Linked DNA regions of Homo sapiens: region 2 is linked to region 1. Evidence: chromatin loops called from intact Hi-C (ENCODE). Cell type or tissue: breast epithelium. All regions are shown on one strand.

The links. Hi-C counts contacts between places; a loop is a spot of excess contacts. Peaks named below come from ENCODE experiments on the same cell type or tissue, not always from the same donor. Only the 100,000 strongest peaks of a DNase experiment are listed, where the experiment ranks them.
Region 2: a loop joins it to region 1, with 5 times the contacts of the local background. A loop is called at or near these places in 6 of 110 quality-filtered maps.

Annotation. Positions count from the first base shown.
Region 1 is chr1:15,531,470-15,539,469 of GRCh38, forward strand. DNAJC16 (DnaJ heat shock protein family (Hsp40) member C16) reads left to right here. Exons shown (of 15, transcript NM_015291.4): 3 at 2,768-2,834; 4 at 5,006-5,345. Among named protein-coding and RNA genes, the nearest start is that of DNAJC16, 8.6 kb to the left of the region's middle. In breast epithelium, no CTCF peak of the experiment used is centred here; no DNase peak of the experiment used is centred here.
Region 2 is chr1:16,203,331-16,211,330 of GRCh38, forward strand. ARHGEF19 (Rho guanine nucleotide exchange factor 19) reads right to left here. Exons shown (of 16, transcript NM_153213.5): 2 at 5,313-5,753; 3 at 4,614-4,895; 4 at 4,345-4,447; 5 at 4,192-4,268; 6 at 3,618-3,880; 7 at 2,850-3,010; 8 at 2,601-2,753; 9 at 2,208-2,337; 10 at 2,021-2,095; 11 at 1,757-1,846; 12 at 1,429-1,589. The coding sequence starts at 5,724. Among named protein-coding and RNA genes, the nearest start is that of ARHGEF19, 5.3 kb to the right of the region's middle. RefSeq lists silencers at 3,196-3,265, 3,466-3,915 and enhancers at 3,962-4,935, 4,936-5,908. In breast epithelium, no CTCF peak of the experiment used is centred here; DNase peaks (open chromatin) are centred at 2,640 and 3,391; H3K4me3 peaks cover 2,742 bases; H3K27ac peaks cover 2,890 bases.

The DNA.
Region 1 (8,000 bases):
TTTATGTTTAAAGCAGGATATATAAATCTGCAGCAAATTCATAAGGTAACAACATTCTTTTGGACAAGGCATAGCCTTTGACAATATTTTAAGAACACAAGTGACAGCTTGAGTATGTGGGACCTATTAAAATGTATAGCTTTGACTTTTCTGTCTTCCAGAGCTGAAAAGGGTGTTATGATATTAATTAAATGAGTCATATTCTTCTCTTTTTTAATTAGATTCTCTCTAGGAATAATTCATCACCATAGAAGTGTATTGAGTGTGTCATCCAGTAAAAGTCTAAAATTTTACTTTACGTTTTTAATTTTGCTCTACTATTATTTTCTGCGGTTTTGGCTATGACAATGCTTTGTCACTTGGAATAGTTTAAGTTTTGCTTACTAATGGCTTGATATACACTGAAAATAGCAGTGTTTCCCAGTTTGACTTTTCAGAATGAGCTATAGCAGGGGGAAGTGGTTACTTGTTGAGTTGGATCTGGAGCCTTCCTCTGATACATTTTACTAAGTGTTTCTTAGACTGCTTAAGAATTTTACTTTGCTTGGTGAAACCATTTGACTTTACTTTTTCCCTTAGGAAAACTATGTTTTTCTCCCAATAATTAAGTTTTATCGTAGGTACTTTTTGTTTGTTATCCACATTAGCAAAAGAAATAACTCCTCCCACCCAAAGAATGGCAGATTGGTGTGACGTGGTTATGCAATAAACTAACAGTAAATTATTTTGTGTAATTCTTTGCTGTATTACCTTCTCTATCTTTGTTTTTATTCCTTTAAGAGGTAACTAGAGAGCCAGTAGATACTACACGCAATATTTCCTCTACTTTGAATTTTAAAGATTGTGTATTATATTGCAGTTCCTGAAATAATTTCATATTAACTGAAAATAGCATTGGACAATACTTTCCTATGGCTGAATTTTTTTTTTTATGTTTTCAACCTTGTGGTGTCTTCCCACAATTAGGAAAGTATTCCGTATGAATACAGCTGAAAGTGCTGTGGTTTCCTCCCTGTTCTTCAGCCTTGCCCTCCTCTGTTTCAGGATCTGTGTTTTCTAACCTAGCTGCCCTCAAGACTCTCTCTTTGGTTCATTCTCCTAAAAAGCCCCTTCCTACCCTTCTTCTACAGAGTTCTATATGTTAAATCTTCATTTGTATGATTGCATAATTTTTGATCCACTCAGTCGTCAGCCTGATGGTTTGGTTGATGGGTTGGTTTTGTTGGTATTTTTGTGTTTTTTTTTGTCATCCAGAAATGCTTTGGAGTCTCCATCTCGTTTCCTTAAGTCATGCTGTTTTCATTATGACTAGCTGAGATTTTTTTCCCCCACTAATACTCATAGCAAGGATTAAATGGTTAAGGAAGGAATGATTTTTAAACTCAGCAGTCAACAATTTGGAGTTTCCTTATTTGTAGAGAAATCAGAATATGTGGTATAATTCATTCAAACACATTCCTGCTAGAATAAATCCATTAAGTTGTAGATTTTTTTTTATTCCAATGTGCTTGGTGTATCGTTAATAGTCATTTGCTTCCCAGTGAATTGTTTTTCTTTCCAGAACCTATGTCAGAGGAAATTTACTAGAAGTTACCAAAAGTGATTATGTAAAGAATACTGTCATACAAAGTCTCTTAAAGTGAACATTGAAAAATCAGTCCATATAAAACACTGATTTAGGTCTTAGGGGCTTTCAAGGAATTAAACCTAGCCCTTACTATCGAGAACTTTAAAATCTCCAAAGCTGGCCGGGTGTGGTAGCTCACACCTGTAATCCCAGCACTTTGGGAGGCCAAGGCAGGAGGATGGCATGAGTCCAGGAATTTGAGACCAGCCTGGACAACATGGCAAAAAATGTTAAACATGTGGCATTGAGGCCGGGCGTGGTGGCTCACGCCTGTATTCCCAACACTTTTGGAGGCCGAGACAGGTGGATCATTTGAGGTCAGGAGTTTGAGACCAGCCCAGCCAACATGGTGAAACCCCATCTCTACTAAAAATACAAAAATTAGCCGGGTGATAGTGGCGCAGGCCTGTAATCCCAGCTACTCGGGAGGCTGAGGCAAGAGAATCGCTTGAGCCTGGGAGGCAGAGGTTGCAGTGCGCCAAGATTGTACCACTGCATTCCAGTCTGGGCAACAGAGTGAGACCCTGTCTCAAAAAAAACAAAAAAACAAAAAAAACAGTGGCCTTGAAATCTTTATCCAGGTAAAAAGCAATCGTAATAATAACGAAAAATGTTCTAATTTGAAAGTCAGGCACAAGTGCAGTTTGAAACCTGATTGTTACTAAATGAATTTAGTCTATCCTAAAAGCTATTTCTCATGTCTACCTGTGTTATCAGAAGAAACAACAGCATTCTAGCATCCTGATATCATTCTAGCATTGGGATGAAACGTTGCCATCCTAGGAGAAGACATGGGTTCTTATGGATAAACGACTTAGCCTTCAGCCAGCTTTAGCAGTGTTTGGGAGCAGTGTACAGACATGCACCATTTCCCACCTTCCTCTGTGAAATGCTGCAGTATTATATGGTGCTTTGAAAACATGCCCTGCTGGAGTGCTTTGGGAAAAAATAGCCTGTTTCAAAGTTTCATTTATTATAGTCATGTAAAACAACTGATTGCCTCTATCATTTATTTTAAGAAACTTTCCTAACAAAATAGCCCTCCGTCTGCCTCTGTAGTGAACTCTGTGGACAAGGACATTAAATGACTGTGCATTAAAAGTTACATCCTTTCTCACCGCCTGCCTGTTTGTGTTTCAGGCATCCTGACAAAAACAAAGATCCTGGAGCAGAAGACAAGTTCATTCAAATCAGTAAGGCTTACGAGGTATCGTGTCCAGCTTTGTGATGCATCCATTAGCTCTTACAAAATATGCCTTAGGAGGTGATGAGTTTTGTAAAGTTGTCAGAAAGGTCATGTTCCCCATGCCCTTGATGCAGTTTCTAGATTATAATAGAGAGAACAGGCTGGATGCGGTGGCTCATGCCTGTAATCCCAGCACTTTGGGAGGCCGAGGTGGGTGGATCACGAGGTCAGGAGTTCGAGACCAGCCTGACCAACATGCTGAAACCCTGTCTTTACTAAAAATACAAAAAAAATTCGCCGGGCGTGGTGGCACGTGCCTGTAATCCCAGCTACTCAGGAGGCTTAGGCAGGAGAATTGCTTGAACCCGGGAGTGGGAGGTTGCAGTGAGCAGAGATCGAGGCCTGGGTAACAGAGGGAGACCGTCTCAAAAAATAAAATAAAATAAAAAATAATAGAACATATTTGGCCACATCCAGTATATTGGAACAAGTGCCTGAACACTTCAGCTCTTGGAAAAACTGGCCTATTTTAAAGGCTTTAACTAGAATTGTAGAATTACCCTGAGTATGTCTGTATGTGTCACTATTGCCTTCTTAGAAATATGCATTAAAGAATCACATACCAAATCGCCTATATTTATTAAAGTGGCACGAGGTAACAAATACATTTAAACACAAGATTTTCAGTAATTTTCCAGTATGTCAGCTCAAGTAGATTGGTCTGGAATATGCATCAAAGAGAATTCAGTGGCTTTCTGATTTGTATAGGGAATGCCCTTCAGCAGACAGTGCTTAGCTCATAGAATAACACGTCATCATTCTAAAACAGATTCCTGAATTTTAGACTTCAAAGTTATTTTGTAAAACAAAGTAAATTAACAGACAAGGCACTAGACTATAGCTATTTGGTGTTCATAGCTTTTCTTATCTTGGTTTGAATTGGTCCAACTCACCAGGTATGACCAGGTCAATTTTCTTGTCATTGAGCCCTGGTGATCAACATTATGTTATTTTATTTGTTTTGCTGAAGTGTTTAATGTTGTGGTAGTTTGAAATCTTTAATGCCAAGATGAGCATGAGTACCTAAACTGAAATATTTTAGTCTTGAATGTTCTTTAATGTTTCTCTAGTGAAAGAAGAGTTTCTCATTCTTTTGAATGACTGCATTTAGAATATCTAATCGGCTGGACCCAGTGGCTGCTCACGCCCTGTAATCCCAGCACTTGGGGAGGCTGAGGCATGCAGATCGCTTAAGCTGAGGAATTCAGGACCAGCCTAGACAACATGGTGAAAAATACAAAAATTAGCCAGGCATGGTGGCATGTGCTGATGGTCCTAGCTACTCAGGAGGCTGAGATGGAAGGTTGACCCTGAGAGATGGAGGCTGCAGTGAGCTGTGATCACGCCACTTCACTCCAGCCTGGGTGACAGAGTGAGACTCTATCTCGAAAAGAAAAAGAATATCTAATTATGTCATAATCTTTTTTCTTTTTTCTTAAGAGACAGTCTGTCTCTGTCACCCAGGCTGGAGTACAGTGATGCGATCACAGCTCACTGCAGCCTTCAACTACTGGGCTCAAGCAATCTCCCACTCACCTCACCCTCCCAAGTAGCTAGGACTATAGGCACGCACCACCATGCCTGGCCGATTTTTTTTTTTCTTTTTGTAGCAAAGTCATGCTATGTGGTCCAGGCTGGTCTTGAACTCCTGGCTTCAAGGGATCCTCCAAACCTTGGCCTCACATAATCGTGTCATAATTTTTACATTTCTTTTCTTTTCTTTTCTTTTCTTTTTTTTTTTTTTTTTTGAGACGGAGTTTCGCTCTTGTTGCCTAGGCTGGAGTGCAGTGGCACCATCTCGGCTCACCTCAACCTCCGCCTCCTGGGTTCAAGCAATTCTCCTACCTCAGCCTCCCGAGTAGCTGGGATTACAGGCATGCGCCACCACTCCCGGCTGATTTGATTTTTTGTATTTTTAGTAGAGACGGGGTTTCTCCATGTTGGTCAGGCTGATCTCAAACTCCCGACCTCAAGTGATCCACCCGCCTCAGCCTCCCAAAGTGCTGGGATTACAGGTGTGAGCCACCACGACTGGCTGCATTTATTTTCTTCCTATGTCTTTCAAGCTGCTTACAAAAAAGTCTTTTGGATGAACCTTTTGTTGTTGTTTAGATTTTTTTCTTCCTTTATAGATTCTTTCAAATGAAGAAAAGAGATCAAATTATGATCAATATGGAGACGCTGGAGAGAACCAGGGCTACCAGAAGCAGCAACAGCAGCGAGAGTATCGCTTCCGCCATTTCCATGAAAATTTTTATTTTGATGAATCCTTTTTTCACTTCCCTTTTAATTCTGAACGGCGGGACTCAATTGACGAAAAGTATTTATTGCACTTTTCACATTATGTGAATGAAGTGGTTCCAGATAGCTTCAAGAAACCCTACCTCATCAAGATCACCTCCGATTGGTGCTTTAGCTGCATTCATATCGAGCCTGTGTGGAAAGAAGTCATTCAAGAACTGGAAGAATTGGGTAAGATAATTTTATTCACTGAAAGATATTTATATAGATGACTTTTTTTTTTTCAAGATGGAGTCTTGCTCTGTTGCCCAGGCTGGAGTACAGTGGTGTGATCTCGGCTCACTGCAACCTCCACCTCCCGGGTTCAAGTGATTCTCCTGCCTCAACCTCCCGAGTAGTTGGGATTACAGGCACCCACCATCACGCCCAGCTAATTTTTGTATTTTTAGTAGAGACAGGGTTTCACCACGTTGGCCAGGCCGGCTTCAAACTCCTGACCTCAAGTGATCTGCCTGCCTCGGCCTCCCACAGTACTGGGATGTCAGGTGGGAGCCACCATGCCTGGCCCCAAAGCAGGTTTTTTAAATTGCCTATTCTATAAACCCTTTTTGAAAATCTTTCTTAAATGTATTAGTCTGCTTTCTTCAACTCTGTGACTCCGAAGCACCAATTTTTTACTTATTGTGAGCTGAGCCTTGAAGGGGGTTGGAAGTCAGCTAAGGAATCTTCAGTCACACACTGGTAAAAACTAGTGTGTAAAAGCATCCAGTGTTTAAAGAGAAGTGTGCTGTGGAAGAGGGCCCAGAACTAGCACCATCCCTGACCTTGAGTTCACCATTTGGTTGAAGAGAAAATATATACACAGAGAATTAACACTGACCTCACATTTGCAAGCACAGAATAATGTTTTACTGAAGGAGTAGACAAAGATGACAAGAAATTCCTTCTGTATTTTCTAACTCCTTGCCCATGAAACAGATACCTTCGTTTGAAACTTTTTTCTCAGTCAACTTTCATGTTCCAATTACTGTATTAGACACTAAAGGATATATAATAATAATAATTTTTATTGAACATTTCAGTTCCCTTGCATTGTGGTAAATGCTTTCTGTGCATTATTTTTGTCCCCAGAGCAACTCAATGAAGGAGAGACTATTATTATCTCTATTTTACAGGTGAGGGAACTAAGGCATTGAAGGTTAAGGAACTAATTCATTATTACACTACCCATAAGCATCAGTATTGGGTTGGACCCAGGAGTCTGACCGTCTTAAACACTGCGCGCGTACTGCTTCAGAAATAAGTAAATCATGGTCCTTGTGCCCAGGAAACTCACATAAGAAACATACCTCAATCATCTCAGCACATTTAGTGCTTGCTGGAAGGTGCAGGCAGAGCTACCAGCGTGGCCCAGAAGTTGAGCATCTTGAAATCAAATATCATTTTAGGGAAACTCAATTTGGATGATCAGGCAGTGATTACCTGGGTTTGGCAATTTATTCACCATGACTTCCTGTTTAAAAAGAGAGACTGCTGGGCACGGTGGCTCATACCTGTAATCCCAACACTTTGGGAGGCTGAGGCAGGTGGATCACAAGGTCAGGAGTTCGAGACCAGCCTGGCCAACATGGTGAAACCCCATCTGTACTAAAAATACAAAAATCAGCCAGGAGTGGTGGCGGGTGCCTGTAGTCCCAGCTACTCCGGAGGCTGAGGCAGGAGAATCGCTTGAACCCGGGAAGCAGAGGTTGCAGTGAGCCAAGATCGTGCCACTGCACTCCAGCCTGGGTGACAGAGCGAGACTCTGTCTCAAGAAAAAAAAATAAAAAGAAAAAAAGGAAGACTAATTCCTGGCCAGGCGCAGTGGCTCATGCCTGTAACCCCAGCACTTTGGGAGGCCAAGGCAGGCGGATCACCTGAGGTCAGTAGTTCGAGACCAGCCTGGCCAAAATGCTGAAACTCTGTCTCTAGTAAAAATACAAAATTAGCTGGACATAGTGGCACGTGCCTGTAATCCCAGCTACTCGGGAGGCTGAGGCAGGAGAATCACTTGAACCCTGGAGTTGGAGGTTGCTGTGAGCTGAGATCACACCATTGCATTCCAGCCTGGGCAGTGAGCGAAACTCTGTCTCAGAAAAACAAAAAAAAGACTAATTCCTATCTTTTAAGGATTTCTAAGTATATAAGAGTCTCATACTGTCTAGAAAAAAAGTCATCCTAAATACTGGCAAAAATAACGCATTTTTCTGCTTTAGCTCTGTGTTCTTGATTTTGTTTCATTTCACGTTATTTTGCATCTTGTGGTTAGTGTACCAGCATGTTTGTATTTAGCCACATTCGAGTGGCGTGTTCTTCCAGTTGGCTCTGTGCCATCCCCTAAGGCCTATTCAAAGGTGGAGAGAAAATTAATGTGTATGTGCAGCTGAGGGGGGAAAAAACTTCCCTAAAGGGTGTGATATGTGTTTAGGATTGCTTAGTGAGAGCTGTTTGGCATCTCAAATTATGGGTATGACAGATGTTTACTAATGCACGGAAGACCCTCTCACAGCCTCAGTATAGTATTTTTAATTCCCGAGGGTGTGCAGATTAGCCAGAAGCATCAATTTATATAAACATCAAATAATGTTTCTGAAATAAGTCACATATGCCTTTTTATTTTATTTTTTTTTTTTATTTTTTTGAGACGGAGGCTCTCTCTGTCGCCCAGGCTGGAGTGCAGTGGTGCGATCTCTGCTCACTGCAAGCTCCGCCTCCCAGGTTCACACCGTTCTCCTGCCTCAGCCTCCCTAGTAGCTGGGACTACAGGCACCCATCACCACGCCCGGCTAATTTTTTTGTATTTTTAGTAGAGACGGGGTTTCACCGTGTTAGCCAGGATGGTCTCGA
Region 2 (8,000 bases), 670 kb after region 1:
TCATGCTCACCTCTTCCCTTTCCATCCCCCCTACACCCATCTGGTAGCTATGTCCTGTCTTTCCTCCTTATTGTCCCTTGAATCCACTTATCCTGAAGTACCCTGCCACTTCTGGAGCATCTACCCTCTCCTGAGCAACTGCAAGACCCTCTGGCCTCTCCCCTTCCAGTTCATCCTCCAAATTGGCCAGGAGCAAAATATCATCCCTCTGCTTAACTCTCCACGCTCCCTGCTGCCTCAGAAAAAGTCCAACCTCTCTATCATGACCTTCAACATCCCAACTTCCCTCTGCTGCCTTTCTCCTTTACAAATCCAGCCACATTAGGCTTCATGATTCCCAAACACACATTCCGCTCTTCTACCCTACCATGACTCTGCTGTACTCCTGCACTCAAACTACCTGTCTACCTGGAAAACTCCTACTCATCCTTCAAAACCCAGCTCAAATGTCCTGTCCTCTATGAAGCTTTATTGATTCTCACTCCACACCAGGAAATACCGCAGTACACCCTTATATCAAAACCCTGATGATATGGTTGTCAGAATGTATTTTCACTGTCTGAGAGCTTCTGTGAGCAGAAAACAAGTCTCATTCATATTTATGTCCCTAGCACTGGCCTGCTACAGAACAGAGATTCAGTGACTGTTTACTAAATGAACAAACAAATCAGGAATGAATTCTTCTTATAGCATAACATGTCCATCCTTTTTTGTTTTAAGAGATGGGGTCTCACTATGTTGCCCAGGCTAGTCTTGAACTCCTAGACTCAAGTGATCCTCCTACCTTGGCCTCCCAAAGTGCTGGGATTACAGGTGTGAGCCACCGTGCCCAGCCCACATGTCCATCCTTTATCCCATTCACCTTATCCAGGTAGTCTTCTACCTCACTCTTCCTAACAATCCCAGCTAATACTGAACAAGTGTTCACTGTGAGTCAGGCATGGTGCTGCCATCAGACAGAGCTGGCATCCTCCTGGCTCCCCCACCTACTAGCTCCATGATCTGAGAGTAACAGAGAAGCCTATTTCCCAGGGAGGTATTTGGAGGATTAAAGGGAATAATCCACGTAGCATGCCTTGCACAGAGTAGGTACTGAGTAAATGTTGGCTTCTGGCATAGCTGTGACTCAGGGCAGAGTTGGGACTCTAGGGCTATGCTCTTAGTCTCTGCTCTTACTGGCTGAAGCTCACAGCATCTCCAAGTCCTCGGCATACAGTCTAGCCCTTGATTCTCCCTTCTGGAACATGGACTTGTCTCACATCTCTGCCTTTGCTTCAGGAGCCTCCAAATCTCAGGGTGCCCTGGCAGCATACCCTGGCACAGGCAGGGACTCCCAGGCCCAGGGATGGACTGGTCATAAGCCCAGTGGTGGGGAGGAAGAGAGCCTGGCTCCACTTTACCTACCCACCCCTGACTGCCCCGACTCACTCCTTCCGCCGAGAGAGCAGCAAGCAGTCATTGAAGAGGTGGAGGTAGACTGCCTTGCTGGACAGCTTCAGCTTGGCAGGGGGTGCTGCAGGCAGTGGTGCCAGCTCTACCAACTCTCCATGCCGAACCAGCCAGCGGGCCTGAGAGATCAGCGGGAAAATCTAGAGGGATGGAGAAGGATGGGTCAGGCCCAGGGGCACCAGGCAGAGAGCACAAGATGGTAGATGGGAGGGTGTGGGCAGCGATTAACTGGCCTGAAGCCCCCAGGGCAAGGAAGAAACAAGAGCTGCCCCTTGGGGTCCCCATCCCGCTGGCTGCAGACACACACCTTGCCCTCAAAGTGGATCTTCTTGCTCAGGTGGATGAGTTCCTCTGTCCTCTTCATGGACTGTACACTAGCATTGCACTCCTGCACCAGCTGGGGGAGCCGTGGGGAGGTCACCTGCAGCCCCTCAGCTCCGGCTCCCAGAGCCCAGCCTCAGACTCTTGCCTGGGGACCGGAGACTCTGACAGCTGGGGGCTGTTTTAGAGACGTGCTGGGGGTCCAGGGGGGGCCTCAGGAGCCAAGCAGCCCCTGCCCTGCCCAGCTCACCTCCTTGAGCGCATTGAAGGCCTTGGTGGCCATGTCTTCGTCTTCAGAGCCCTGTGCTGTCCGCTTCAGGATGTTCTGGAAGGTGGGATCAGCACAATGAGGCAGTCCTCATACTCCCGAGACCCGGCCCGCCCACAGGTGTATCTCCCTCGCCCAGCCCTCACTGTGGCCTGTCCCCTCGAGGTACCTCCACCAACATCTTGAGGCGGGTGATCCTCTGGAAGGGCAGGATAAGGAAGGAGGTAAGGGGCAGACGCTGGCACACAGGAGACTCCTCCAGGCGAGCCAGGATGCCAGGGAACCTGGGGTTCTCCAGGCTGGAAAATGGGGAGGACTCTGGAATCACAGGTAGGCCTGAATTCCTGGGATCCACAACCCTGGCCATCCACGGGGTCCTCAGGGGGCTTCTCAGCACATCCTTACTGCCCTTTGGGGTTGCATCTCACCTTATCCTGGTCACAGAGACCTTTTCAGGGACCCCTCCCCTCCCAGAGTCACCTTACGTCACCCAGCCCTCAGTGCCTACACCTGCCTGAGACTCCCTCCACGCCCCCGCCCCTTTCAGAGCCCCCAGCCCTACAGCAGGCGCTGGTAGGTGCGCTCCTGGTAGGCCTGGTTGGTGACATAGGGCAGGTAGACTCTGCGGAAGGCCGGGCAGTGGTCCAGCACCACGTCGCACACGCTGAAGCGCAGCACATCTGCCTCCAGCCGCTGCTCCAGGTCCTGCAGGAACCTGAGGAGTCAGAGCCAGGATGGAGACCCCAGATCTGGGAGCTGGCCAACCACTGGCTCCGTCCCCACCCCGGGCCAGGCCAGACCACTTCTTCACCTCTCGCTGGTGCTCTTGACCTCGGGCAGTTTGGAAAACAGCCACTGCTTGTCCTGCGCCCCCAGACACTCGCTCAGCTCGGCAGAGCCTAAGAAGTGGCCCACAGCCACCGACAGGCTGTGGATGTAGGAGGCCTCGGAGGTGATCAGCTCAAACTTGGCCTGAGGGAGGGCACACACGGGGTCGAAAGGGCAGGACCAGTTCACCTCGGAGGCCCTGGCCTCACATCCCCAGACCCCAGGACGCCACACCTCGCGTCCTCGCCCCTTCTCTAGCCCCACTCCTAATCTGGCGCCGGGCGGGCCCGGCGACCCACGTCCCGCCGCGGGAAATTGTGCAAGCCTTTCCTGTCCTCGATCCCGCCCCTCTCCTAAGCCCCGCCCCGACGCGTTCTTCCCAGAGCCCCGCCCACCCCCCAGGTCCCGCCCCTGATCCTGGCCCCGCCTTGTTCCGCGCCCACCAGGCGTTTGCTCTTCCAATGGTTCCGCTCCTCATCCGGCCCTGTCCTATCCTAGGTTTCGTCCCGCTGGCTCCGCCCCCTACCCGCACCCAAGCCCGGCTCCCCTCGCCTCTCGCTCAGCGGCTTGCTGTCCTCGCTTCCAGACGGCCTCGTGTAGTCAGGTCCTAGAGCCAACCTTCCGCGCGGACAGTCGCGCCAGCAACCCCCTTTGTGTGTCCCCCTCCCTCTATGGCCCGGTTCCCGCTAAGTCCCCGGACCGCGTACTCCCCGGCCCGCCCCCGCCCCGCCGGGTCCCCGCGCGCGCCCACCTCCTGCAGCTTGCAGTCCCGCAGGCTCAGCGTGGCCAGGACGCCGCTGCCGCGTACGTCGGGGATATCCTGCCACAGCGAGAAGGTGGAGCCTCGCGCCGAGCGCTGCGCCCGGAAGGAGCTGCTGGGGGAGAGGTTGGCCCGCGGCGGCCCCGGCCCCTCCTCTGCGCCCTCGGCCTCGTCCCCCGGGCCCTCCTCCTCGCGCTGCTGCCGCCGCAGTTCGCGGGCGCTGGCCACGTCGCTGTATTCCTGATAGAGGACGGCTGGGGGAAAGACGGGCGGGGGAGAGCGTGGGGCGCCCGCCAGCCCCTGCCCGGCTTTTCCTCGGTTCCCTCAAGAGCCCGCGTCACTTAACCTTTGCCGCGGTTCGGATATCTGGACACAGTGAATTCATTCATTCATTCATTCATTCCATAAACAAATTGAGCACCTACTGAGTGCTAGATACCGACAGTTCCATTCTCCGTTTCTCACTCGATCCCTACCTCTCAACTCTCCAAACCCTCTTTTCCCCGTTTCCACACCGCAGCCCCTTCCTCCGTTACCTCCTCCCAGGGACCCCCCTCCCACGTACAGTTAAGGAGGAATCGAGACTGGCGCCGCTCGTTGGTGCTCCTGGACCCCAAAGGCGGCTCTTCCTGTGTGTCTAGCCTAGGAAAGAGAGAGCGTCACGGCCCTAGTTCGCCTGCACCCTGTCTCGGACCCAAGCCCAAACGGGAGGTGGTACCTGGGCTCGGACCAATCGCCCTCTCGTGAGTCACCAGGGGCTGGCCGCGACACCCGGTCCCCGCTCATCTCTACACTTCGAGCCTCCATTCCAGATGCTTTCCCTGGAGAGGGCGAGAACTGAGGGTGGGGGGTCCAGAGAGTGGGCCTGGGGCCTGGGCCCCGGCCCAGGCACCCTGACGGCCTCAGGCGGCCGGTGAGTGGGCATCGCCCACCCCCACCCCCACCCGGCATCTGGCTGCCCTCAGGGCCCATGGGAGGAGCTGGTACCTTCCCGGGCTGCTCCGGTGCCTGACCCAGAGATGAGTGCCCGGGCTGCTGAATTCCGCCCCAGGCGCAGAGAAGAGTGCAGCCGGGTCATCAGCTCCGATGCCGAGAAGCGCCTCCGCTCAGGACCTTCGAGGCTCACTCGGGTGGACCCAGACAACTCCACCCTGGGCTCCTCTGTGCTCAGGGCCTGCTCTTGCACTACCTGGCCAGGCTCTAGGAAGACAGCGTGGGCCTCGGGGCAGCCGGGGACCTCTTCACGCTGGTACACCCGCATCTTGCGCCCTAGGGTTGGGGGCAAGGAGTGAGAGCACGGGCTGGGGTCTCCCCCAACCTCCTCCCTGCTGCTGCCCCTGGCCCTGAGCACCTGGGGAGGTTCAGGCACCATGCCCAAGGGAAGGGCCTGTGTTTCTGCTAGCATCTGGTCCCCAGAGCCCTGGGGTCCACGAGAGGGGTAAGGAGAGCACAGGGCCTGGCTGCAGTAGACAGAGGGATCAGGCTGCCCAGAATGGTGACTCACTCACTGCATAACCTTGGACAAGTCACTTGCCTTCCCTGAGCCCCACTAGTTTCCTTATCACTAATCTACCACTTGTCCTGACTTTTGGGGGAACCTTGGGACATAAAGGTTAAGGAGCTGCCCAGCCCCTCCCCTATCCCCCTGCCATGGCACCCACACCCGCCTTCCCCAGGGTGACTCACAGGCAGACTTCTTCTCCGAGCCGTGGCTGGCCCGGCGCTGTGGCTGTGTGTGTCGGGGACTCCAGGGTCCCTCCAGAGCTGGGGGCTGGGCACCAGGACAGTGTGGCCAGCTGCCAGCCCTGCTGGGCCGCATCCCCCCGCTGGTGATCTCTGTATCTGAGCCTCCTGGGGATAATGGCCATAGCAACCCTTGGAGAGGGGCAGGGGTCCCCAGGGACCAGCGGCTGCCAGGAGCCCGAAGCTCCTCTGGGGCAACAGGGAAAAGGTCCAGACACACTGGGCTCGGGGGCTTCAGGGCGGGCAGCTCTGCAAAGGACAGACTCTCCTGCTGGCACACTGCTACAGGGTGGTGGGCAGTGCCAGGTGGCCCAGTCAGGTGGGGCTGGAGGGTAGCAGGTGGCCCACAGTCCATTCCTCTTTTGCTCTGCCACCCACCTGGCCCTGCAGAAGAGAAGATATCAGACCTAGACAGAGGACAGTGGGGCTGGCCAGTAAGCCACCACCCCTGGAGGCCTGGACAAACCCCTGTGTACACTTGTGTACACACATCTCCACAAACACACTCACATGTCTAATTATATAGAAATAGCTGATACTTGCTTGGCATTGCCTGAATGATAGGCCAAGTACTTTACACATACTATCTCATTTAATCCTCACAACAACGCTGTGAGTTGATGCTCTTATTATCCCCATTTTATAGGTGAGGAAACTGAGGCACAGAGAGGTTATTTGGTAAATGGTGGAGCCAGGATTCTAACCTGGCCGTTCTAGCTTTGAAATCGATGATTTTAACCACCTTGTACTTCTCTAAAACACACTGACATGTCACCAGACATGCAAATACATACATTGTCACACAAATCCATTTCCCAACATATACATCCACACTACATTTTCTCCCAAGTATAGAATGACATGTACACTTTCATAGATACAGACATTTCAAACTCAGGCTCACACAGTCACAGACACACACATTTTTACACAACCGCATACATTCACAGACAACTCCTCACAAACACGCTGACCCGTCCGATATTTACACAGGCACCCAAGATTTCTCACCCTCCTGTTCCCTTCACATGCACACAGACACACACCAGCCCACAGGTCCTTGCTCTGATGTTTCTCCCCCCATCTCCCCGACCCTTGCCCAGAGTTGCGGCCTTCAGTGCTGAGTGGTGCCCACACCCATGCCAAGTTGGCTGGGAGGGTCATGGACTGGCAGGCGGGCCACCACCCAGATCAGGCAGGGGCCTTCTCGAAGTTCAAAGAGGTGCCCCAGCACCCCCGGCTTGGAGTGAAAGAGGGGCTGTCCCCCACCCCAGCTTCCAGCCCCTGGGTGGGCCAGGCTGGATGGGTCCTTTCTGGGCAGGAAGTTATCCCTGGGGAGCCAGCCCTCCGATCGGGGCAGGCCTGATGATCTGAGAGGCCCAAGCCCCCACAGCTCTTGCCCTGTGGCCCTCTGCCAGCCTCCCTCCTGCAGCCCCTCACCTCTCTGGGCCCAGGCCCGCTGCTGATGCTGTTTGGCTGTTCCGGCAGGGGAAGCCCTCTCTCTGCCCAGCTGGCTGGGGGAGATCCCACCCAGACAAAGAGTTTGATTCATCAAACCCTGTGGTGAGGCAAGCAGGGAGGGAGGGAGGGAGCAGGCAGCGGGCTGGGCGGGGGCCTACCCTAGCCTGGCCTCGCTGTGGGCAGGCCGGGCAGCCAGGACCCCCCAGAGGCCCCCTCAGGCCAAAGGGGCAGTGCCCAGCCTGGCAGGACCAGGAGAGCCAGGAAATGAAGACTGAGAGAGACCCAGAGAAACAGAGACCACTTAGCCAGTAACTGAGAAACCAAGACCCCAAGACGTTCAAAAACAGAAAAACCACAGATGCTGAGACATTCAGGGACCCAGAGATGGAGACAGAGACACTGACAATTTCAGGCCAACCAGATCCTCAGAGACACAGATGAAGCCCAGAAAACCCAGGGAGACAGATGGACAAACATTTCATGCCCGTGGGCTGCCAGTCTAGTGGGAGAGCCAAAAATGAAAACAGTTACAATCCAGGTTGGCAAGAGCCAAGCCAGAGGAACCATCAGAGGAGGGTGCTCGGCTCAACTCAACCTGGGTATTCCAGGAAGACTTCCTGGAGGAGGTGATAGTTAACTGCTCCACGGCTGAAATACATAGTGCACTTAGAGGGAAAGCCTTGGCCTGAACAGTGACAGTGTCAGTCACTATTGGAGACAGGGAGGGAGAAGAGGACCCAGCGAGAGATGGCTGGGTCTATGGCAGGCCCCAGTCTCTCTGCACAGCTTCTCAACTGCTTCCCCCTGCTCCCTTCACCCTGCTGTCTGGGAGGGTGGGAAGAAGGGGACTGGCTGCTCCAAAGGGGTCCTCTCTACGGTGGCCACTCTGGCTTGTACCATCAGCCTCTGTCCCTCTAGCCTGAAAAGTACCCATCTGAGCGAGTCTCCCTAAGCCTCGGTCTCCTCATCCGGCAAATAGGATAGTATTTTTATTATCATCAGTCTTTCTCTAGACAGAAGGCAGCTCAGGCCTTCACACAGATGGGGAAGATGAAGGAGTGAGGCTGAGACACACATTATATCGCAGGAGTGTGCACAAGGAGGCCCCTGCCCACAGACGGGTCTCTTTCTCTGCAGGAATCAGAAGTCCTCGACACAGAAGTCCCACTT